5 separate regions of the Mus musculus genome follow, and regions 2, 3, 4 and 5 are each linked to region 1. A link is a loop called in an ENCODE intact Hi-C map of the cell type or tissue named here. Cell type or tissue: heart. All regions are shown on one strand. Region 1 holds the start of Gm34636 (a long non-coding RNA gene). Region 2 overlaps Cnnm1 (cyclin M1). Region 3 overlaps Slc25a28 (solute carrier family 25, member 28). Region 4 has its middle 14 kb from the start of Gm4311. Region 5 overlaps Gm34922 (a long non-coding RNA gene).

Region 1 (5,000 bases):
TGACTCACTGACACTGGGGGCCGGAGGTGGGTCCGGGCTCTCTAAGCCAGCAGATGCTCTCGGTGCCCTGGTTACACACACACCTGCTGGCTGCAGCCAGCGCCGATGCGTCAGGCTTTGGGATGGGACTCAGGGAAGATCTTCAGCCAAGTTTAATTCCTGCAAAACAGAGCTTCTCCGTATCAGGTAGGCTGGGAATTTATTTTTAGATAAATTAAACACTCTAAACTTACTCACACATATGAACACATGCATATTCCACACAGCACATGCATATGTAACCCAGTTAGAATTCACAACAACTTGTGAAATCATGTAGAGAATGCCAGTACCTTATCTAATGAAAGTCTTTTTTTCAGTTCTTCTTCTTCTTCTTCTTCTTCTTCTTCTTCTTCTTCTTCTTCTTCTTCTTCTCCTTCTCCTTCTCCTTCTCCTTCTCCTTCTCCTTCTCCCTCTCCCTCTCCCTCTCCCTCTCCCTCTCCCTCTCCCTCTCCCTCTCCCTCCCCTTCTCCTTCTCCTTCCCCTTCTCCTTCTCTCCTCCTTCCTCTTCCTCTTCCTCCTCTTCCTCCTCCTCCTCCTTCTTTTTCTTTTCCTCTTCCTCCTCCTGTTTGTTTTTGTTTGTTTGTTTGTTTTTAGAGACAGGGTTTCTCTGTGTAGCCCTGGCTGTCCTGGAACTCACTCTGTAGACCAGGCTGGACTGGAACTCAGAAATCCACCTGCCTCTGCCTCCCAAGTGCTGAGATGAAAGGCGTGAGCTACCACTGCCCGGCTAGATGATCAATACTTTCTTTAAAAAATAATCTCTTATACTTCTGGGCAATAAAGAGTTCCCTTGGGGCCTTTACACATGGACCTCTGAGATGCTTCAGGGTACTATCAAATGGCAGCAATGGCTATAGCCACCTGAGTGTTCCTCTTATGTGAAGCTGTCAGGATTCTTTTCTTTCCTTTTAAAAATATTATTTATTTATTTATTTTTATTTATATGATTACACTGTAGCTGTATTCAGAGACATTAACCACTGAGCCATCTCTCCAGCTCCCAGGAATCTTTTCTAAATGGCATCTTTAAGTGGGCAGTCAGAGAGTCCAGACAGCAGAGTGGCCTCAGCATGCTCTGAGCATTTACTCCAGCGTCACTGACCAAAGCTGCACGATTTCTTATGACCTAGTCTTTAAAGTGTCAAAAATCTCACTTCTGTCACATGATACTGGATGAATTAAGTCACGAAGGGTCAGCCAGATTCAAGGAGAGAGGAACGAGACTTTGTAGCCACATAGGAGAAGTAGCCAAAAAGTGTTGCCTGTAATTTGACACAAGTACTCTGCCATTAGTTGATCACCAAGTGAACAGACATGGTCAAGCCAGTCAGAGGATAAGCCATCACTCTGACTAGCTCTGCAAAAACAGAGCCACGCATCACAACTCCAGAAATCACTATCTGTGCTATGAGCGTCACACACAGCCATTGACACTCGCTCAGCCTGCGTGTAGTAAGTGGAAATAGCACGAGCGTGGCCTCCCACACCTACAGTCCCTAGTCTCCAATTAGGCTGGAATACACCATTCATTTACTTGCTGTGTTTACATCTTGTGCATAACAATCTCCCTGTATAGATAGGGCATAGCGCTACAAGGTATACCAAGATGACTTCCGCGTGGTTTTTACTCTCAGGAATGGCGATTTCTGCTACATTATTGTTTTTCAGTCTAAATATTAAACAAAATTGGAAAAATAGAGCAGCCGTGTTTGGTAAAGGGAACCGGTTAGGGGAAGCAATTGCCGTAAACGCTGTGGTCTGAGTCGGTGGTTATTCCGTGAAGGAAACAGCAGTTCGCTCCTGAGCCACAATGGGACGGGCATTGTGCCCGAAAACCTGATTCTCAGGTGGAGAGCTTGCCAGATCCAAGCCACCCCACCTCCCATCCCCCAAGAAATTCAACCTCCATGTGTCCAGACGACAAATAGTCGGGGGAACACTTCTTGTAGCAGGTCCTACTTCTGTGTAAAGGGTAGGATCTCTCTAACCTGTGGTGTGTGGAATTGGGCAAAACGAGCCACTGGCTGCTTGAGCGAAGGGAAAGTCAGACAGCCCGTCGGGTCCGATTCCTACAATGAATATACCGTCTGGATCCTCTTCTGGTTAGAAATGATTTTACTTCCAGCCCTGCCGAATATCGGGAGGAAACTGAGTGGGGAGGAAGGGAAGCGTGGGATGGGCGTGTCTGCCAGCAGCGAAGGAATCGAATGCTAAGGCTCCCCCTGGAGGCCTTTCAGGGCAGTTGCAGGGGGACCCAGAGCTTACTGTGTAGCCCAGGCTGGTCTGAAACTATTAAGAATCTCCAATTCAACCTTTGCTGCTAAGATAGCTGTGTACCACCACAGATCTCTGGAAGTTTTGTTTGAATAAGCTGTGGCTTACGATCTTTATGCGTGCATTCCTAAGGGAGATCGGTCTACTTATTCTTGTTGCTCTCATCCCCTTTTCGTGCTGGGGATAGAATCCGGAGCCTTGAGGCACACTAGGCATGGATGCTGCGGTTGAGCTATGTCTCTGGCCTCCACAGTTCACTTCCAGTGTCTTCATCTGGTGTTGCTCTCAGGGTCATGCGAGCCTCCGAGGATGGATTTGGAAGCGGTCCTACTTTTCTTCTTCCTGGAAGCCCTTAGTATAGCATCGGTATTTCTCTACTCCCAGAGTGTTTGAGGAAATTCACCAGTGAGGCCATATGAGCCTGGAATTTTCCTTCTAGAAAAGCTATCTACAAATACGACTTCTGTTTTTAAAATTAGCACATACCAGTCATGTGGAGGCAAGAATTTCATCGTGGCCCTTTCCATACACGCACACGTATGCTTTGATTACGTTCATCACCTCTGTCCTCCCCATCTACACCCACACCCACGGTGTTTCTCCTTTCAGGTTCATCCCCCCGCCCTCCTCTCTCTCCTTCCCTCTCTCTATCCTCTAGCTTCTACACATGAGAGAAAACATTTACTCTTTGTCTTTCTGAGCTTGGCAATTTTTTCACTTAAGTTGGTAATCTCCGGTTCCATTCGCTTGCCTATTATAACTGACATTCTTTATGGCCGAATAAAACTTCATGTGCATATCTTACCACACTTCTTTACCCATCCACCGGCTTTGTGGGCAGGTAGGTGTTAGTTCTGTAATTTGGTAATGAGAATGGTGCCCCAGTAACTAGGAGTATACAAGGGTTTCTGTAGTAGTCTGGCTTTGAGCCCTTTGATTCTGTACCAAGAGGTTCTAAGAGAGGATCAGATTCTCTTTAATTGTTTGAGGCGTCTCCATGCTGATGTCCACAGTGGCTTCGGGTTCACACCCCCTCCAGCGGTGGGTAAGGAGTCCTTTCCCCCACATCCTTGGGTGCATTAGTCGTTTGTTTTCTTAACAGCATATTAATTAAATTTCTTTGTTTTATAAGAGGCTTTTCAAATTATTATTGTGTATTTTTACATGTTATTAATTTTTTGGTATAATTCTTCATAATATTTCCTCAGCTTTTCAGTGTATGCTGGGGTCTGCAAAAATGCCGCCTGTTTTGTAACTTATGTTGATAATTTTTATCTTCTCTTTTTCCTGAGTAGCCTGGCTCAACTTTATTAATTTTATCAATCTCTTCCATGAACCAAACGTCTATTTTCCTTGATTTTTATATTTTTCTTATTTTAAAATTCTATGTCTGTGTTTTATTATCTGATGATTTCAACTTAAAATTTTGTTTTCTCTCCCCCCCCACCCCCAGTTTTCTGAGGTGAAGTCACTGATAATTTCCCTCATTGTCTTGAGTCTTTTCTTTGTTTTAAAAATATTAGATTAATTTATTAATGAATTTTTATATCTCTATATCAATTATATCAATTTATATATTTATATAACTTATTATATTAATGAATTGTTATTGTGCATGCATGATATGTGTATTTAGGAAGAGGTACTCATGGGAGTCAGAGGACACGTTTGCGGGGTTAATTCTTGTCTTCTGGAAACCTTTGTGTGGGTCCCAGGGATCCTGCAGCAAATGCCTTTCCCTGCTGAGTCACGTGGCCCACCTTTTCCTTCTTTGTGCTCTGGGTTTACTGTGAGGACTGCTTCCGTACTATCCCTCAAACACTAATGTGAATTTTCATTTTCTCCCGTAAGTTTCTAGTCTCCCCTTTGACTTTTACTTGATTTGTGGGTTATTTAGAAGGTGTCAGTTAATTTCCCAAGGCTTGGGGATTGTTTCCAATGATCGTTTTGTTAGTTTGTTTCCATTTTAATCCCACTGTGGCCAGAGAACACACTTTGTAGCAATTACACCGATCCCTTTAAATTGATTTAGACCGGTGATATGGGGGAGATGAAAGGTCACTAGCCCATGCCTACAGGGCAAGAGTGTGGATTCTGCTCTGTGACATTTCTGCCTTGTGGTTAGTCCTGGTTGCCTGACAGTCTTAACTTTTTCATACCCTGATTTTTCTTTCCACTTGTTTTATGTGAGTAAATGCCTGTCTTGTTTTAAGATCTCCCTGAAAGCTAGACAAAGTAAGAACAGGGTCATATGGAGTTTAGAACATGTATGAGTATGCTATGTATCAAGAGCACAGGTTGGATCCTTAGTACTTCCAGCTTTCCTTATTCTGTTCTGCAGATGGGTATTTTAATGTGTGGTTGTCTTCCCTTTGCAGGGGGATTCTGTGTTTTCATTTGCGGCATATGAGTTCTTCAAACTTCTGCTTTATAAGGTATTTTCAGGAGGTATGCAATTCTTAACTGATACTTTTCTATACACCTGTATATAAAAGAACTAACGTGGGGACTAGACAGACAGTTCAGTTCATTGGTTAAGAGTGTTGCTTTTGCAGAGGATCTGAGCTCATTTCCCAGCACCCATGTCGGATAGCTTACAACCGCCTATTAGTAACTCTAGCCTCAGGCCATTCGGCTCCCTCTTCTGGCCTCCAAGGGTACCTGCCTTCGCACGGACTTTCACA
Region 2 (5,000 bases), 75 kb after region 1:
GCTGGGTGTGGACGAGGTAAAGGTTATTAGACGTTAGCTTGCAGCTTGTTTCCATTTGTATCCTTTATTGAGGTTTGTTCTTTCAGCTCTAGGATGCTGCCTTCCCTGGAAGAGTTTCTTGCATTCTCCCTAGGGGTGGCTTAAGCCATCAGACTCCAGTACCTCTGATGGGGACAGACTTGGTTGTTGTGAGCAAAAGAGCATTGCTTGTTGCTCTTGCAGAGGACTGGGGTTCTGTTTCTAGCACCCACATGAAACCACAACTGCCCGGAATTCCAGATCAAGGGGATCTGACGCCCTCTTCTGGCTTCCAGGGGTACCTACATATGCTAAGGCATACACATAAATAAATCTTAAAAAACAATTTTGATCAATGTGGCCCTCCAAAATGTCCTACCCAGTAACCACCCCCCACCTTTTTTTTTTTTTTTTTTTTTTTTGAGACAGGGTCTCTCTGTGTATCCCTGACTGTCCTGGAACTCACTCTGTAAACCAGGCTGGCCTTAAACTCAGAAATCTGCCTGCCTCTGCCTCCCGTGCTGGGATTAAAGGTGTGCGCCACCACTGACTGGCTCCCCAGTAAACTCTTACTAGGGCATACTTTTCTTGTTAGGGAAAGAGAATTTTTCTTCTAGTTTTTTATTTTTAAATTTATTTTATAAAAATTTATTTATTAGAAAAATTTCTAATTTTTCTTCTAGGGGGAGTGCCAAAACTATTTAAATTAAGGAAACAACTTTAAGTCTCAATGCCAGTACCAACATGCTAAAAAAGTTTTTAGTATTTTAAAGAAAAAAAAAAAAGATGAAGTGGGACAAATTGGTTAGCGTGTCCTGTACTGTGTCTGGGGTTCTGTGGATGTTTGGGGGACACTGCAAGAGCTCTCAGATGTGGGTGCATGGTAGACTTCAGAGGTGGGCAAACAGAAAACTCCAACTTGCCAAAACTTCAATCAAGTTGTCCAAAGGCATCAGCGCCTTTGAGAGGCAGTTTTGAGAAATGAGTTAAGCAGCCTTTATTACACCACCTGCTAAGTGTAGCCCAGAGAAAACAGCCTTTAGCGTATTAAGGAAAGAATAGCCCCGATTGGGTCTCCAGAGAAGAATCCTGTATTGTTCCAGCATAACCCTCTAATGGTCTTGTTACACTGCTTGCAAGCTGCCTGGCTGGTCCGCCTTCTGGAGCCAGCTAACTGCACACGGAACCTCTGGCCCACTGCTTTCTTGTTCCTGCCTCTAGCCTTTGCGTAGGAACCACTGGAATGGGGCCATCTTGATGTTCCAGAAGGTCCGAGAAAGCCAGCAGAGTCTCAGGGGTGTAGGGTCTGGCCTCCAACATCCTGGTCTTTTCTCATGGTCACATGGGTTCAGCAGCCACTGGCCCTTCTCAGTATCCTCTTAATACCCCCTTGTCTCCACTTACATCCAGTCTTAGGTTTACTTCCCTCTTCTGCCGTTCATTCCTATAAAAATCCGACTCACCTGACTTCCCAAAGCAAAGTCTACCTGAAGTACCCGAACTTTGCTGTAACCTTACCTCAGCCTCGCACCTGCCTCAAGGGTAGTTAGTGCCCTGCAGGCAGGTGGGCCACACAGGTGAGATGTTGACACCTGTGCATTGTCTGACACGCATCTCAAATGAAACCATTTTCAAACTCCAGAATCCCATGGGCAAGCAAAGCAGCTAGTCCAGGAAAACACATTTTTATTTTATTTAAAAATTATTTACAATTTATTGAGTTTTCATAAATACTTTATTTTAAAATCTTTTTTTAAAATGTATTTTAACCTGAAGAAAATCGGAGGGGGGGGGTGGGGCTTGGGAGCTAGGGAAAGGAATGGTGACAGGTCCCTTAGAGGGTCTGCAGAGGGTGGAGTTAATACAACAGTAGTGGCCTGAGCCTGGTGGCCAAAGGACTAATGAGAGGGAACTTTACCTAGCAGGGCTCCCTTGTGAGATCTTGTTCCAAACTCATCATCACTTACTGGCCTAGGTCTGCGACACCAGCACTAAGGGCTGGCACTGTATTCTGAGCAGGCAGGAGCAGGTTGGGAGAGGTGGCTGTGGACTTAGCTAGAACACATGCATGGCTGAGCCTCAGGGCAGCCAGGCTAAACAAGGGGCATGTGAAGTCCATGACATACACAGAAGAGGCATCTCTGGCTCCAAACTTCCCTCCCATGGGCTACGGCCCTCTTGGCAATACCTACTGTGGGTTTGGTAGACAGTGGGCAAAAGTTATATGGGATGTAGGTTGTGACCCTACTGCGTGGTGTGCCAGGGATTTCTAAGGACCCTGTCTTGGTGGGTCCCAACCTTCCCCCATTGACAAGAATGCTTCACCACTTTATAATCAAACACTCTTCTCAAGCATCCCAGAATTCACTCTGCATTGCAGAAACATCGGGCTGAAAGTTCCATTATTCAAAACAGTTAAAAAGCCTTCCTGGATCTGGGAACTTTGAGAATATTAAGAAAGCTTCAAGCTTCTGAAAAACACACAAAAACACTTCCGACAATTTTAAGGGCTCTTTAGCCCACTGGAGTCAAACTATGGACCCCCATGGGGTAATGGCCCCAGGTCAACAACCCCTGAGTTAAAAGTTCCTGTGGGCAAGTATTTCCCCGTGACTGAATGGGGGTGGGGTGGGAGTGGAGGTTGGGGGAGGCAGCTAGGGAATAGTTGGAGATTCAGCAGGCAGCACTGGATCTCTGGGCACTGACTGGAGGTGTGCAAGGATGGGGTGGGAAACGAATCAGAAACTCAAACTTGACTTTGAAATTTTCCCTTGGGCTGGTTGTGTTTCCCAACACCTACATGATTCGTAGGAGTAGATATGCATGGTCACTCTGCCATCTTGTGGTTATGATTAGAATTGCATCTGCCCCAACATCCAGGGCTAAAACCCCTGGATCTGGTAGGTTTTTGGAATACTTAGCTGACCAGCAAGGGATGTAGTAAAGAGGCCTGAGGAGGGGGTATGTGAAAAAGAAAAATGAGCGTTCAACATTCCTGTGTCAAGCACAGTGAAGTCCCGTGACAGCACGGCACATCCGTCCTGGCCGACCTGGGCACTCTTTGGTTTATCATGGCTACACAAATTTTAACAACTTACAATTTTTCATGTAAGTTGTTTTTTTTTTTTTTTCCTGCTTTTATTTTCACTTAAAACCTGAAGTTCTGTATCTGGCTCACAACTTGGTCTCTGTGTCCCCTGAACCTCCTCTTCTGAAGCAAGCTTATAGACTCGGGAAGCCCAAACTGACGTCTCTGGGAGATACAGGGACTCAGGGCTTCCTCTCTCTTTCTTCACTGCAGCCGAACTGCCCTTCCCCAGGCTGTGGGGAGAATCCACACACTAACAGGGAACAATCCTTGTCCATCTGTCCATCCCTGGAGCTGATTTTCACACCGGCTCCTCTAGACTCCAGTACACCTCTCTGCCCGCATCACTGTCTGAGCGAATGCTAAGCATGAACTATGGTAGAAAGCATTATTTTGTCCTGGAAGAAAGAATGGTGAATTCCAGGACATGGGTCTCCTGTGGCCCAGGGACACCAAAGAACAAAGATTATTATTGGGAGCCTCAGAATGGCATTCTCAGCTTTGCGTCGGCCCTGGCCAGTTCTTAGACTATGCTACAGACAAAACCATTTCTAGCGTCTTCCATTACAGGCGTCTCCTTCTGTGTCAGACTGGAGGCAACTGATAAAACGTGCCAGACTGACTGAGGGGTGAAGGGTGAAGGGCCGAATGTTCTGTCACTGATGGGAGGCCTTGGGGGTGGCGAGTGACGGGAGGGTGGGTCTTCCCCCAAAGCCTCAGAGTCTCACACTCAGCCAATGAGGGAAGACCTGGTCATGTGATCAGGGGCGTTAAATTGGAGTTTTCCTCGGAGGCTCGCTCCCCGTCTGCGGACTTCTTTCTTTTCCGGCCACCTGAAAAACAGGTTGTCAGCATCCATGGGGGGATGGGGGGGGGGGACGGGGGACGTTCACGCACTGTCAGCAGCCTGAGGACTCTTCTGTCCTCACAGACGCAGGAGGGGAGACATAGCCCTGCCTTGGAACTCATGCAATGGAACCATGGTGCGGATGTCTGCACCTTTACACCTTGAAGCACTTTCCCAAAAGAGGAGCATTTCTGAAAAGGCTCAGTCCCCCTGGCACTAGCGTATAGTAGAGGGTGCACAGAAGGGATTGAGGTAGTCCCCCAAAAGCCATCTCTCTTTTCCCTGGAAGGCCCCAGCTCAACTGACTGCCAGACACCACACAGTACTAGTCTCCCAGTCTTTCGTGTCCCATGGGCCACAGCTGGGTTCAGGACTTCCCCAGGGCCCTGGTTCAGGGCATCTCCCGCCTACCCTGGGCCAGGTGATGCTGATTGGATAATGCCCTCGAAGGCGGACTTTGGGGGTTTTCAGGAGCATTTTCATCCTGCTTTCTCAGCTGTTGACCTCTGTCTCAGGAGGAGGATGCTCTCCTTCCCCTCCTTAAAGAATATTTATTTCATGTGTGCGCATTTGCACATGTGTGTATGGATGTGTGTTGTCGTGTGGGTGCCACGGTGTCATTCTCTCCTCTCACCACGTGGGTCCTGGGCTCGAACTCAGGCCCTCAGGCCCGGCAGCAAGCACCCTCACCCACAGAGACATGGTCCAGCCCTTTGCTTTCCTTTCTTGGAGTCTCCTGGACACAGTTTTTTTCCCAAAGGACTATACAGTAAATATTATAGGTTTTACAGGCTCTAAGGTCTCTGTCACAATCGTTCAGTCTTACCACTGTGACTACATATGACAAACGGACCTATGGTCCAAAGGTCCCTACTATAAAAAAATCACATGACTAGTCAGAATTTGACTTTAAGACATGTCTGTAAGACTCCTGTCCTAGGAGATCACCAGTGCGATGGGACAGATTTGAGCAGTATCACAGGTGTGGCGCTGGCTCAGGCCCTGCTGTGGATTTCCAGAGCTGTGGTAAGAGTATGCAAGCCTCAC
Region 3 (5,000 bases), 94 kb before region 1:
AGAACACTGTATATATAATAAATAAATCTTTTTTAAAGTGGGGGGTAGTACATGCTCTTAATGACTGCACCAGCTCTCTAGCCTGATCTCTAAACTTAGGTGAGTTTATTAAGGTGAAACAGCAACTTTGGGAATCTCAGACTTGGTATTATCACTGGGGCACTGGGTCATTTTGGAGTTGCAGAGTGTTGCCAATAGGCAGTGTTCTCTAGGGATGTAATGGTGTTCTGCTTTTTGGCTGTGGATGACTAGAGGAAGAAAGGTCCAAGGCTTGGAAAGATGACTCATAGATTCGGGAAGTTGTAAAGGCTGGGCGCCCAATGTCACTCCCACAGGCTTACCCTGTGCCTGGGGCCGGAGGGATGGGGTAGATGAGAAGTTACAATCGCCGCCTTTGCTCTTTTTGCTGTAATTTCAGACCCGGATGCAGAGCCTACAGCCTGACCCAGCCGCCCGCTATCGGAACGTGTTGGAGGCTCTCTGGAGAATCATGAGGACAGAGGGCCTGTGGAGGCCCATGCGGGGGCTGAACGTCACAGCAACAGGCGCGGGGCCTGCCCACGCCCTCTATTTTGCCTGCTACGAAAAGTTAAAAAAGACATTGAGTGACGTAATCCACCCAGGGGGCAATAGCCATATTGCCAATGGTATTGAGCCTTCCTGTGCTGGTCCCCACTTCCCAAACTCTCTAGGCTTTGCTGCTGTCAGTGCTTCCCAGCCTCGCATGGTTTGGAGCTGCAGCTTTGGGCTGGGGTAGGCCAGATTATAGGGGAGGGACCTCCAAACCTGACGTGCTCGGACAGCGGGCTGCTTCAACCCCACTCCTCCTATGGGGCGCCTCAGCAAAGGTCACAGTGTCCTCCCTTACCACCAGCTTGACTTTCCTCTCATCTCCCTGGCATCAGCTTCGAATGCCTGGTAATGTGGAGACACACTGAACTCCCCCACTATGTATTTCTTGGTAGTTGGGTGGTACCCTACTTCTCAGGGCAGGATTGGAGGTGACCCAGCTACTCTCAAGGATGTCATTAATGGAGCCCCAGCTCTTCCCCTCACCCTTTCAGGGTCCAACCTGACCAGAGGCACTGGTGTCGTCGAGGACACGACAAAGCCTTGACAAATGGATGGGGATGGGGTCAAGGGACTGTTTGGAGAAGCCAGATGTTTTAGGCGTTGGGTGGAAATGAAGACATAGCAATACAAGGTTGAAGACAGAGTCATGTTGAGTGTAGAGTCGGGATAGTGGTTTAGGGCCAAAAGGGAAGGTCTGGATGGGCCAGCGATAGAACGATAGGATTTGGAGATAGGTTGGGCAGCTTGCAGGCAGTCAGAGAAGCAGCAGATTAGATTATGAGGTTCCGACTATCTGCCCCCCCTTCTCCCTGCACCGGTGGCCATTGTGCTGGCATGCCTCGCCAGAAGTGCATCTGCTTCCTGCCAGGACATAACTGCATTTATTCTTAGACTCCCCTACTGAAAACACCTGGGCTCTCATCTTTGCTCTTTTCGGGCCTTCCTGTCAGATATGGAATGTGCAGTGATGACATTGTTAATTGAGGGGTATACCTTCCTTTCTGGGAGCAGGAGTCAGGAGCAGTGGGTTCTGAAACCACCTCTTGGACTGACTCTTAACCTTCCTTCCCTAACCTGTGAGTCACTCACCTTCACCTGGGGCCTCAGCGCATCGCTCCCCCTCTCGGCCTGACATGTGGCAGTTGTTTTCTCCTTTGCAGGTGCAGCCGGATGTGTGGCGACATTACTTCATGATGCAGCCATGAATCCAGCGGAAGGTAAAGATCCTTCAGCCGTCTTCTGGGCAGCTGAGTCTTCATGCCTGGTTCTGGTTCTGGTTCTGTCTCGCAAAGAAAACCGGGGCACAATTTTTGTGGCAAATCCTCTTATTTGTACCACTAGATGGCGCTCCCTCCCTCCGCATGTTCAGGACTTGAGGGGGCTTGCCTCTGTTACTGAGGCAGCATAGTCTTTGGGATTTAATTCATCTTCAGGGCTTTCTTGGAATAAGTGACGGCTCTGTTGGCTTAGCCTGGCCTTTCCTAGAAGTCTGCTTTGTAGTATATTTGATCTCTGATTTGTTTCAAATTATTTTGTGTTTCTTCAAAGAATGTAGGTCTTTTAAAATTTATAATTTTAAAATATAAAGTATTGCACATACTGGAATGTAGACAAAAGGGAAAGACCAAATTGTATACTTTAACCCTTTCTTGCTACTAGGGTAGTAGCTTTTTGGGTGGAGAGAAATTTTCCCAAAACATTCGGTGAGAATTGAGGTGATCAGCCAACGGTTAGGGGCCATGTTTCTTCAGCTTAGTAGGTCTGGCAAGACTGGGATGTAAACAGCTAAAGTTAGCTAGAGGTGCACAGAACTCAAGCCATGTTATGTGTCTAAGGGAACAGGGAATGCTAGGAACTGAAGCCAGCGCTTCTCAAATCAGAACTGTGGTTTTTCATGGCAGCGTTTTCTTTCTTCTTTCACCTCCAGTCTCAGTTTTGAGTTCAGGGTTCCCATCATACCAAAGGGACGGAACTTGAGGGCTCTGCTCACTACGGTGTGCACTGCCACTGAGCCATCTGTGGTTGAGAAAGGTTAAGATAATACTAAGCTCTTCATTTCACAGAGACCCTCCCTCCGGGATTACTGAACTATAGATATGCTGGGTGTTAGCTGGTTGGTTTTAAAGAATTCCTACTAGGAGTGGGCTCATTTTAGAATTTTTCTTACTAACCCTTTCCTTCCTTCTCACTACAATAAGAGAAATACAGACTCTTAGGAAACTCACCATCCTTTGTTTTCTTCCCACCACATTGACGGATCTGCTGACTTGAAACCCTGAATTGGGATGCTCTGTCGCTGGCTGGTTGCTGCCCCGTTTCCCCTTCTCCTTCCTGGTGGCTCTCAGTCGTCAAGCAGAGGATGCAGATGTACAACTCGCCGTACCACCGCGTGACAGACTGTGTTCGGGCAGTGTGGCAAAATGAAGGGGCCGGGGCCTTTTACCGCAGCTACACGACCCAGCTGACCATGAATGTCCCCTTCCAAGCCATTCACTTCATGACCTATGAGTTCCTGCAAGAGCACTTTAACCCCCAGAGACGGTACAACCCCAGCTCCCATGTGCTCTGTGGGGCCTGCGCAGGAGCAGTAGCTGCCGCCGCCACAACCCCACTGGACGTTTGTAAAACACTGCTCAACACCCAGGAATCCCTGGCTTTGAACTCAAACATTACTGGACACATCACAGGCATGGCTAGTGCCTTCAGGACGGTCTATCAAGTAGGCGGGGTGACTGCTTACTTCCGAGGGGTGCAGGCCAGAGTCATTTACCAGATCCCCTCCACAGCCATCGCATGGTCTGTGTATGAATTTTTCAAATACCTAATCACAAAGCGGCAAGAGGAATGGAGGGCAGGCAAGTGAAGGGATGCTGAGTGGACCAGGGTCCGACCGCACGGCTGCATCCTGCCCTTCCAGCACATTCTCTGGCTGCTGGCACACTCCAGTCTCAAGAGGAGTTGGAAGGAGGGAGAGAGCTTGCTCCAGGCTGTAGTTGGCTAACACTAGTTCTTGCCAACATCTGTCGCCACTGTTGTCTTTCTTCCTGGGCTCTCTGCAAGTTGAGCAAAGCCCACCGCAGTACCTCTGCCACCGTCTCCACCCTGGGCCTGGCGACCTGCTCTAGACTGATGCAGAGGATAAGCAGCGCATCCCCTGGTTCCTAATTAAAAAGAAAAAAGCCTTTAAACGCTGTGTTGGGTTTGTCTTGCCAAAGGGGGCATGCAGTGCTGTATCTGACCTGACTCCAGGCTTAGTCAGGAGGGTTTGCGTGTCTGTAGATTGGTTTCCACCGACTCGAGGTGATTTAGGAGGTTTAGGGCCGTCTCCCTTGTCCAAGTCTGCTTCAAGGATCTCCCTTCCCTCAGCAGGTGCCTCCTCCCATTGGCGCCTTTCCAGTAGTCAGTCAGGGCCTGGGGCTGATGCTGGTTCTGCCTGAGCAGTGACTTCACCTTCTAATACACTTACTGAGTTTAGTTCTTCATTGAGACTGCACGTCCTGAAGAAGATTGTGTGACAAGACTTGGCTGGACTTTTAATCTGTTTAGTGTTTATTTTGAGATCCTGGAGAGAGCCCAGGGCCTCCTGAGTGTCAGGCCTGTGTTTACCTCTGAGAGTCGTCCTCAGCCTACCTGAAGGTTTTACAAGGTACTTGAACATACATGATCTCATTTAGTTCTGACAAAGTAGTGAGGTAGGCTTTGACTGACAGGAGCTCTGGGAGGCTGTGGTGTGCCCAAGGCCTCACAGTAGGCTCGGAACTGAGCTGAACAGGAAGGGGCTCTGACTAAAGAGCCACCTGCTGTCCATGTGGATGCTGTCTGGAGGTCTCTGAGGTAGGTGGGTCAGCTGCTAGCAAGAAGTCCACATTCATTTACCACTCAGTAGTGAGTATTTCTCAGGCCTCCATGGCTAGGGTAGAGATAAGAGCCTTAGACTTCGAGGAGAGACTTGTCTGCAGAAAGATGTATAAACAGACTAGAAAACAAGTGAGACCAAAAGAGTAGTTTAAACCTAGAATACCCCTGGAGGATGTGAGAATCCGAGTCTAGCTTGGGAGGACTGGAAGTAGACTTGGAAGAAATGACATCTAGGTGGCCCCAGGACAGATCAGCCAAATAGGGGGAAAGGGAGGGGAAGTGTGGAGGTGGGAGAGTAAGTAGTTTTTGGCACGGATGAGACTGGGTGAGGTTGCAGCTGGGAAGTGGAGCAAGGGCTGGGGCTTAGAGCAGTGCTCAGAGGTTCAGAGTTTATCCTAAGGCGAAGTGAAGCATTACAAAGTTTAAGTGAGGCAGGCGTGATCATACTCACCATTTAAACAGATCACTTGGGCTCCTGGAGACGGATTAAAGAGAGCAAGACCGGGCAGGCAAGCAGGCAAGGAGAAAGCTGTTAGACAGCAGCACGGTGGTCTCACGGGGACTGACGA
Region 4 (5,000 bases), 85 kb before region 1:
CCTAGACAGACTTATTAGACTGTGAATCTGGGTTCCATCTCTGGGCAGTCTCTGGGTTTTGATTTCTCTCTCTCTCTCTCTCTCTCTCTCTCTCTCTCTCTCTCTCTCTCTCGATTTATTTATTTCATGTATGTGGATATACTGTCGCTGTCTTCAGACACACCAGAAGTGGGCATCAGATCCCATTACAGATGTTTGTGAGCCACCATGTGGTTGCTGGGAATTGAACTCGGGACCTCTGGAACAGCAGTCAGTAGTACTGTTAAACCACTGAGCCATCTCTCCAGCCCAGGGTTTTGATTTCAAGACCTTCAAGTGAAAGTGATTGCCCAGGGCTCTCTACATTTTATGCAATGGAATTTATTTAAAGTTGATAGATGTTCATCACAGATGTGATGAATGCTTTCGTACCAAAATGCTTTCACGCCAGCATGTAGACAAATGTTTTATCAAGCAACCACCCAGTTGTCTCGCCAAGTAAACATAAAATTAGCATGATTGTCTAGCTATCTGAACATACAATTAACCATCACAGGTTATCACGAGTGGCCTCCGGCATTCTTATTTTTCTAGTTCTTACTACATCAAACACCCTTGTGTCTGCCGCTTAGAGGACAGGCACATCCTTTTCTGTTGGGTGAGTGTAACAACAGGCTCGCTGGGCCATAGAAGCTGAGCGCTCAGCTCCAACACATTGTCTTTGTTTCCATTTGCTCTAGCTTTTGTTCTTGTTTTTCTGTACTCAGGATTGAACCTAGAATATCACTCTATATCTAAGCTATATTCCCAGGCTTTAGGAGTGTGTGTGTGTGTGTGTGTGTGTGAGTGAGAGAGAGAGAGAGACAGACAGAGAGAGACAGAGACAGAGACAGACACAGAGAGATGGAGAGGGAGAGAGTCAGTCAGAGATTCAGGGGTGGGGGTGGGGTGCTTTCATTGCAAAGGCTGGCTTTGAACTCACTCTACAGCCCAGACAGCCTTGAATTGTGATTCTGCTTCTGCCTCCTAGGTAGCTGGGATCACAGATCTATCTATGCCACTAAGACCCAGCTTCAGTCTGTTATTTTAGATTCATCCATCCATTTATATCCTCACCCCTACCCCATCCTGCTGTCCATAAACATCTTCATCTGGTTTTCCTAAAAACAAAAGCTTCCTCTTGCATAACCACAACATATTTATCAAAATCAGAAAATGTAACCTATAGGCCTAAAATGATACTTTGTTACTCCCTGCTGGGGTCAGGTCTCAGCAAAGGAGAAGAAATGCTGGTGGCACTTGGAGTCAGGACAAGCAAGGAGGAGACAACATGGGAGGAGCCTTGTCCTTGTCCACCATAGATGTCTGCCAACTCTTAGGTAGCAACTCCCCTCACCAGCCTGCTCCAGCCGTGAGTGGGCTGGCTGTTAGGATCCTCAAGCCACCCCAAGGCCACCTGCTCTTCTGTCACAGCCATGCCTCCCTTTCCTCTCAAAAGCCCCTGTTCTCAGGTTCTGAGCTGCTTTGACTTTCCGAAGCTGCACACTCCATGCTGACACCTGGCCGAAGCAGGTTCTGAGTAGGGGCTCCGTGAGCCCAAGGCCGCACGGGTCTAGTGGATACCCTGTTCCCGGGAGCTGGAAGATGGCCAAGCTGGGTGCGAAGTTAGTGCAGCGTCTTGGCTTCAGGCAAAGACCAGGCTTGGTACCTGTTTGTATCAAGTTAATGGCTTGACACGGCTTCCATCTGAGAACAAGACGTTAAAACGCTTCGGAGCAAGGACTTAGATGAGGGATTTAGCTTGTCTCACAGGTGTTCAGAGACAGACAGCTCTAGCCCTCCAAGAGCACATTCCAGGTAAGAATAGCCTTGTCTTAGCAGTAACAACTCTGAGTATGAAATGCTCTGGGCCATTTTTACACCAAATGTATTGGGCGCATGCTACTACCTCCAGGCTTCTGGAATGTAGGCAAAGGAAAAACATTTATAAAGTCTGTGGTTTGATTTTTGTTTAGCACACTTGTTCTGATACTGAGTCTCATTGCGCAGCTCAATCTAGGCTGCAATTGACTGATAATCCAGACTAGCCATGAACAGCAATCCTCCTGCCTCAGTTCCCCCACGCGCTGGCATTATAGGCATGTACCAACGTGCCTAGCTCAAAGTCTATAGCTTAAACTTTTGCACATACACTATGTTCTGGGCCCTGTTCATTCTTACAACACAGTCCTGATGTGAAAATACAGACAGACAGACAGACAGACAGACAGACAGACAGACAGATAGATAGATAGATAGATAGATAGATAGATAGATAGATAGATAGAGATAAAACCAAGAATCTAAAAAGCAAGAAACATGCCTGAATCATCATAGCAAGGACATAGCTGTAGAGCAGGGTTCCAGCCAAGAGTTCCCAAGGCTCTGCAGCTCGCATCTCTGCTTGTGGAAACTCAGGGCCCAGGCAAGAGGCTGCCTGAAAACAGGTCATGCAGAATAGGGGCTCCTCGCTCTAGCAGAGGCTTGAAGGAGGTTTTGATGTTTTTCTTTCGGGCTGCTCCTGGACTGGCTCTCCTGAGTGGGATCCCAGGGCCTCTAAGCATGTCGAATGTTAGACTTACATCTCTGTAACAGCCACTTTGCTGTCTAGAGAGTCAAGAGACCCACAAAGGATGATCATCTGGAAAGGCCTAACTAACTGCTCATGTGTGCTATCCAGGGAGGCCAGACAAGGGGTGCATGTCTTTCTCTACACAACTCTTCCGTTTTGCTTGCTGTCCTGCAGGTGGCGCCACGTCCCTCTCACATCTTCATGCTCTTAACTCCAGAGTGATCTTTCTGAATTCTCTCTGAAATGGCAACCCTTCCAACCCTCCATCCAGAGCATGTGTCCTGTGTCTTTCTCTCTCGTGTATCACTGTCCGAGACTCGGCTCTTCTCCTCAACGTGAGGCCTAGGACCTCTCTGTCTGCTGCACAGAGAGGGCCTGACAACAAGCTCAATAAGCATTTTGTTGAGAAAAATCAATCTCCACAGCATTTTTCGAGGTCCAAATCCCTAAAGCATCAGGCGTGTTGCTACGTTAGAAATAAGGAATTAGGTTCAGAGAAGTCTCTGGTAGGCCCAGATCTCAAATGAACATATATCAGTTTATGTGCACCGCAGCTCCCCCTCTCTCCCAGAGCACCCCTCTCCTCTCCGGACTCACATGTTCTACAGTCTTGTGGCCCAGCAAAGAAACCCAATGATACCTGGGAGAGCTCTTTCTAATCCTTGGACAGGACAAGGTCAAAGAGCTTTAAGGAGCATAGCACAGGATCTATTCTTAAAGGACTGCCTTGAAGTTGCCTGTGTCCAGCATTAGATGTGTTGCGCATCATTCACCCTGCGAGAGACATCTGCTTTCTTCACCCTGGCCTTTCCATTGGAGCAGCAGCCATGCCTCCTGTCTTAAGAGGCTCAGAGGAGAGGTAAATGTGCTGCTGTACAGTTGGGCATGGTGGTACTTGCCTGTAACCCCAACACTTAGGGAGGCTAAGGCAGAAGAATTGGGCTATGCAGTGAGACCCTGTGAGGGGCAGGAAGGAACTTGCTGTCTTGCCTATGGGGCAAATGCACAGTCCCTTGGGGACAGCAGTGACAGTCTCAGCACTGTGACGCCTTGAAAACCATGGACCGTTGGGTTTCTTCATGTATAATCTTCCAGGTCTGTATGGAGCAGAGGCCACACAGAGGGACTGGCAAGGGATGGGAAAGAGGGACATGGTTACAAGTATGTGGATATGACGAAACTGCAAATTTCTCTGTCTGTCTGTCTGTCTGTCTCTGCCCCCTCCAATCATATAAACTGTTTTGTAGGGCATTAGGGAATCCATTTATTTCCTTTGCTACACAGAGATTTGGAAAAAAAAAAAACTACTCTCAAATCCACTAACAAGTAGGAGAGGGCATCTTAAAAACTACAGTATTTATATACACAGAGATGTGTTACACATGTATCTTTTCTTATTAAAATGGATGTATCCCAGGGAGGTTGTAGTTCAGTTGGTAGATTGTTTGCCTACCATGCCAGAAGTTCAGGGTTACAGCTTCCGGCCTGGATACAGTCAGCATGGCGGTACAGCACTTGGGTGGTGGAGGCAAGAAGATAAGGACCTCAAGGTCACCTTTCAGTATGCAGCAAGTTCAAGCCAGTCTGTGTTACTTGAGACTTTAACCCAAAAACAAATTAACAAACTCACAAATAATGAGGCTATATCATAGAAAGTATAATGAGTATAACCAATAGTTTAAAGAGCAACTCTTTTATTTTACTGCTTATATTAGTATTTTGTCTTTTCTCTTCCATCTGTGTCCAAAGTCCATGTGTGTAAACGCATGCTATATGCAGGTGCCACTCACCACAAGACTGAACGGCCTTGCTCATGTTAGGCAAGTGCTAAGCCATGAGCTATACCTCAGACCGAGAACTTGACTATTAAATAGAGCAGTAATTTCCTTCTACATTGCTTTGGCTAAAGTTTTAGAGATGAGCTGTTAGTCATTCCTCAGTCCCTTTGTTCATTAAATACACACTTATCGCAACCGGGCACACCAGATGGCTCCCTCCATCTGCCAACAAGGAGCAAGAAACCTCTACAACTAAGTTTCTCTGTCAGAAAGACAGAGATGAAGATGCCCCGAGGGCCGGACGGGGTCCCACCTGGGAAAAGGCTCAGAAGCAGTGCAGAGCAGCAGGGAGCACCCACCGATGAGAGGTATGATTTGCAGCTTTCTCTGTCCCAGTCCAGCTAGGGAGGACATACTCAGTGCTAATCCTGGCCCCACGGACAAGTCCTAACAACCAACAGCGAAGGAGAGTACACCCGGAGAGTCTGCCAGTTCCCAAGATGCTAATAAGCCATTCCCTCCGCCTCCAACACATACATGAGTCATTCTTTCTAGATGGAGGTAAAGTGTCCCCCTCCAAAGTGGCTTAATGTTGTCACAACAACAGTAAATCTGACTTGGAGAAGGGCAGA
Region 5 (5,000 bases), 53 kb before region 1:
TAACAATTAGGTTGAATGAACTGCCTGTATGTCTTGAGAAATGAGGTACCTCCTCTGGACCTCCAATTTTGTTTAGGGAGTGGATAGAGGGAAGTCTGAAAAGAAGGCAGAGGATAAGAGAAGTCACCTTCACGGTCTATCACTTGACCTTTCCTGGCAGCTGACACCCCGAGACGCCCCTTCAGGACAATTGGAAGAGAATCTCCCTTTGTTTCTTTTGCACTTTGCAATCCATACAGCTTTTTGACAATGATCTTTGACAAGATGGTTGGTATAGAAAAGGATCTTTGGCTTCTATTCAAAGATAAATGTGATTCTTATGATCTTGTGTGTGTGTGTGTGTGTGTGTGTGTGTGTGTGTGTGTGTGTGTGTGCATGTTTACGTGTGAGCATGATCACATGCCATGGGGCACACAGGACATCAGAGGACAACCTCAGATATTGGGTCTCACTTCCCAGTTTGTTTGAGTCAACATCTCTTGCTCATTGTTGCATATGTGAGGCCCGAGGCTTCCGGGATTTTCCTGTCTCAGCCTCCCATCCTGCTGTGGGGAAGCTAGCACCATAGATGCTTCTTATTTATTTATTATGTATATGAGTACACCGTCACTGTCTTCAGACACAGCAGAAGAGGACATCAGATCCCATTACAGATGGTTGTGAGCCACCATGTGGTTGCTGGGGATTGAACTCAGGACCTCTGGAAAAGCAGTCAGTGCTCTTAACCGCTGAGCCATCTCTCCAGCCCAAAGGAGGAATTCTTTAGACTGTCAGGCCAGCTACGAGAAAATATCTGCTCTACAAAGAAATTGAGCAAACTTGGTTAGAGGGCTGGACTCCTTCTCTTTACAAAAAGAAGCTAAGGCACCTATCTGTTTATTGCTCATTTTTTTTTCTAAAACTGGTTGTTTGATGTCCTGTAAATGACCCTAGAATGTCAAATTAGTGCCATTTTTTTCGGGGGATAAACACATCAGTTATGATACGCAGGACCCAAAACTCCACATTTTGTTGGGTATTTGTTCACTGAACTAAAGTGACCACCTGCCCCTGCCCCTCCCCAGCCAAACACACATCTATGTGCCGATCCAACCCCTTGGCAAAAGCTGCATCTACTGTGAGTAAATGAAACTCTTTTCTAACGTGTCCAGAGATGCTGATGCTGCAATATGAGCCCAGATCCAACTAGAGCAGTTTGCTTATTCATCAGAAGGGACTCTGAGACACTGACCTGATGGTCTGCCTGCCCTGTTAGAGAGATGAAACCGCCAGCCTTCCAGCCATGCTACCTATGCAGAGGCTTGCTGTCCATTTGTCTGAGGGCACTGCTGCTTAGAGAGACTGAAATCTCTCTCTCTTTCTCTCTGTGTTTCTATCTCTCGTTTATTTTTATCTTTACTTTATACGCATTGGTGCTTTGTCTGCATAGATGTCTTTGTGAAGGTGTTGGATGCCCTGGAACCAGAGCCACAGACAGTTGTGAGCTGCCATGTGGGTGTTGGGAATTGAACCCTAGGTCCAGTGCTCAAAACTGCTGAGCCATCTCTCCAGCCCTAAGACCTTCTCAAGGTTAGGTGGAATAATAAACTCCAGTACTTAGTATGAAGCCAGGCATAGGTTCCTGTCCTGGGTCAGAGGAGTAAGGAAGCTAAGATTTGACCTCAGTTGGAGATTTGACAGATCACTTAGCTAACTCTCCAAAGAGGAATTTTGGACTGCAGCCACTTCCCTACCCTATTCTGGTCACCGTCAAGCAGGGCATGGGGTCTTCCTTAAAGGACTAGAAGTGGGATCCAGAAAGCCTAGAACCTTCCTTAAAGAACAGTCCAGACAAGCCTGGAGAGACTTGGGGCCTCTGGCCAACACCAGAGGGTGCTGAAACCCTTTGAAACCAGCCAAGAGGAGTTGGGCACCCTCCTTGAGCCCACTAGAGGGCACTGGCAGGGATCTGGTGCCATTCACAAGATGCTGAACAGGTGATGTCACTGGTGGAGCCAAGTGTGGCTCTATCCTCACCAAGGGCAGCGGTTGAGGAGGTGGGCAGAAGAGCTGGCCAGCATGTCTCAAAGACTCTTCTGAAGACAACATCAGTCTCCCGGATCTGACGACAGTTTTGACCTTGAGTAAGTTGCTTTGACTCCCCGAGACTCACTTTTCTCATCTGCAAAATGGAGCTACTATGATTTGGGATTGTAGAGTTGCTACAAACCTTCTAGAATGTCTAGAATACTTTCTGATATTTTAAGGAGTTGAACTATGGCTTGTTAGTAAAACAACCAAACAAAACTCACCATGTCTCTATACCAGAGAAATCCATGGAGTGTATTTGAACCCAAAAGAACTCAATCAAAAGAGATTCTGAATAGTAGCTTCCTGGTGGAAGCTGTCTTTGCCCCAGATAGTCATACATAGCATGCATACATGCTCATAACCCCAGTGTTGAGTGTGTAAGGAGGGTGTGTGTGTTACACAAGTATCATGTACAGCATTGAACACAAACTGGAGACATGTAGAGTACAGAGCTGGGAGACTGATTTGGAACGTCTAAGATCTTGCCCCTCTGAGCCCTGCCTGCACTCAGAAAGCAAGATGGGTGAAAAGGTCAGACATGTATAAAATAAAAAAAGAAGTAGTAGACTCCGGTGGGGAAATTACTGGTGCCCCAGGGAGAAAGGCTCTGCATCACCATCTAAACTGGGTTGGTTGGTCCCTTCCTGCTCCGACATTCTCTTCTTTAGGAGGTAAACAGAAGGTTCCCACAGGAATCAGAAATGTAGGACAGAAACTACAGCGCTCGGTTATGCCTCCAGTTATGCATTCTTTCACCAAATACAGGTCAAATACCCACAGTGCGTATTTGGCCTTTTAAGACCCTGAGAGAAAGCTGGATGGATGAACAAGACAGAATTTGGGAGCTGAGGAGAGATGAGCTTTGGTGATTGGCTGGATTTAGAGGTGTGCGGCAGATCTCAAGCCTGGAAGGAACCTTAAGGTCAGCTGACCGAGCAACACCTTTGACCTTTGAGCCCTTCTGTGAGAGGTTCACCAAGTGACAGGGCTGTAAGGCATACCCACGTCAAGCCCGAATCCACCAGTAGCCACTGGAGGGGATGAGTTTCTAGCTGCTCCATGTGGACTGGGAACTAATCTGTGTTGCTCCCCAAAAATTTACTCTCAAGCTGGTCCAAGGTGCCTTTTTGTTCCTTTTTCTTAGAGATTGAAACCACATATGAACCAATGGGTGAGTCTTGTATAATCATTTATGTTTGTGTGAACCAATGGGTGAGTCTTGTATAATCATTTATGTTTGTGTTATATTATGTAATATGCGCCTTGAAACCCTAGAACCACAAGCAAGTGTTGGACAATCCTTATTTCAAAGACACTCTTTACAAAACAGCTCCTTTCGAGACACATTTAGTAAAAGGTAGAAGATGCGAGTGTTCTAAAGGAAACCAGGATGCATTTGGGTAAAAAAAATATATGTGTGTGTGTGTGTGTGTGTGTGTGTGTGTGTATACACACACACACACACACACACACACACACACATATATATATATTCCATTGTTGAACTGAAGTGCTTGAGGCTCTCTTCTCTACCCCTGGGGAAGCACGCTGTCTGCACATAGCTGTCTGAGAACCCCCTGTCACACAGCGTGAATCCCACTCAGACTACAGCACAACAGTTTCTTTGCTCATCTGCTAACCTGCAAGCAGCCCATGGTCCATCTAGGTCCATCCAAAAGGAGGGTTAGCAGGAGCATCTAATTTGATCTAGACGTCAAATTCTGCCCAGTCGCACTGTTTGCATAGGAAAGGAGACAGAAGACGTCAGAAATGTTCTCAGTGGCATTGATTACACACACATGGGGTCATTGCTGTATTTTACTGTGGGTCTTGAGGAATGACCTAAATCTCTCTAAGCCTCAAAGTATATAAACAAAGGATACTTAACTCACAAGGTAATTCCTAGAATAGGAGGGGATCTCTGTGTTTGTCTCTCTGTTGCTCTCTCTCTCTCTCTCTCTCTCTCTCTCTCTCTCTCTCGCACATGCGTGCACACACACACACCCTGACACAGAGGAAAGTCTCTCTGCTGTCACCTTCCCAGGGATGACTTTGTGTCACAACATGAGATACAGTACCCAAGGATCATCGAAGCTAGTTGATGAATGACAGAACCAAGCCCCACACTGAAACTGCAGCCAGAGCCAAACCTGGTTTCTCTGCCCTGGCTTCAGCCTGACAGGGAGGCTTGCTGTCTCCTTCCTTCCATGTGGGATTTCAGTGAGCAGCAGGAGGGGAGGTGGGCAGTAACAGATCTGTGATTGATTACAATAGCTAAGCATTAGCCTCTTCCTGATGTGCTCTGCAGTATCCCATTCCCAAAGGAGAGTCTGGCAGTGGTGCGGGTGCAGATCTGACTGCTGCTATGGGTGCTGTAAGCTGGATACATGCCTAACATCTCTCAGACTCGAGAAACTCCAGTTATAACCACCATCATTCAACACCATCACCATCATCACCACCAATATCACCATCATCACCATCACCACCAGCGTCACCATCATCACTACCACCACCACTGCCATCACCACCACCTTTACCACCTTTACCACCACCACCACCACCACCTCCACCACCACCACCACCACCACCACCACCACTGTGGCTAGCTAACCAGTTTTACAACTGAACATGTGAATACAATTTTGTTTTAAATTCCACACTGGTTTAAAATGACATAGATTAGAGACAAATAAACCCCAAATACTGTGTAAGTAGTGGTGGCCATGTGGCGTTTCTGGCGGTCAGTGGGCATATAAGCTGGTGCAACAGGCTATAGAAAAGTTTGTATAGTCATGAGCATGATAGAAAGGGCCTGAAACCCAGCACTTGGGAGGTGGAGGCAGAAGGATCTTGAGTTTGAAGCTGGTGTGTATTAATACCAACCTGGTGTGTATTTAATACCAAGTGTGTGTTAAAATCACTAAAGA

The links. Peaks named below come from ENCODE experiments on the same cell type or tissue, not always from the same donor. Only the 100,000 strongest peaks of a DNase experiment are listed, where the experiment ranks them.
Region 2: a loop joins it to region 1, with 7 times the contacts of the local background. A loop is called at or near these places in 3 of 42 quality-filtered maps.
Region 3: a loop joins it to region 1, with 4 times the contacts of the local background. A loop is called at or near these places in 7 of 42 quality-filtered maps.
Region 4: it touches region 1 in a loop (3-fold over the local background); 7 of 42 quality-filtered maps call a loop at or near these places.
Region 5: a loop joins it to region 1, with 4 times the contacts of the local background. A loop is called at or near these places in 14 of 42 quality-filtered maps.

The regions. Positions count from the first base shown.
Region 1 is chr19:43,568,431-43,573,430 of GRCm38, reverse strand. Gm34636 (a long non-coding RNA gene) reads left to right here and starts at 4,444. Exons shown (of 3, transcript XR_877867.2): 1 at 4,444-4,764. In heart, CTCF peaks have their summits at 2,275 (motif pointing left) and 4,958 (motif pointing left); a DNase peak (open chromatin) is centred at 2,230; H3K4me3 peaks cover 997 bases; H3K27me3 peaks cover 3,997 bases.
Region 2 is chr19:43,493,898-43,498,897 of GRCm38, reverse strand. Cnnm1 (cyclin M1) reads right to left here. Exons shown (of 12, transcript NM_001373992.1): 12 at 1,688-3,939. The coding sequence ends at 3,860. Among named protein-coding and RNA genes, the nearest start is that of Got1, 28 kb to the left of the region's middle. In heart, CTCF peaks have their summits at 323 (motif pointing left) and 2,883 (motif pointing left); DNase peaks (open chromatin) are centred at 1,267 and 2,817; H3K4me3 peaks cover 1,143 bases; H3K27me3 peaks cover 714 bases.
Region 3 is chr19:43,662,562-43,667,561 of GRCm38, reverse strand. It overlaps Slc25a28 (solute carrier family 25, member 28), which reads left to right. Exons shown (of 4, transcript NM_145156.1): 2 at 419-647; 3 at 1,734-1,790; 4 at 2,919-3,761. The coding sequence ends at 3,436. Among named protein-coding and RNA genes, the nearest start is that of Slc25a28, 9.8 kb to the left of the region's middle. In heart, a CTCF peak has its summit at 1,913 (motif pointing right); DNase peaks (open chromatin) are centred at 301, 1,731 and 4,831.
Region 4 is chr19:43,653,705-43,658,704 of GRCm38, reverse strand. No RefSeq gene overlaps it. Among named protein-coding and RNA genes, the nearest start is that of Gm4311, 14 kb to the right of the region's middle. In heart, a CTCF peak has its summit at 2,760 (motif pointing right); no DNase peak of the experiment used is centred here; H3K27me3 peaks cover 2,177 bases.
Region 5 is chr19:43,621,040-43,626,039 of GRCm38, reverse strand. The region is part of intron 1 of Gm34922 (a long non-coding RNA gene); the gene reads right to left. Among named protein-coding and RNA genes, the nearest start is that of Gm34922, 7.4 kb to the right of the region's middle. In heart, a CTCF peak has its summit at 1,885 (motif pointing right); no DNase peak of the experiment used is centred here; H3K27me3 peaks cover 4,697 bases.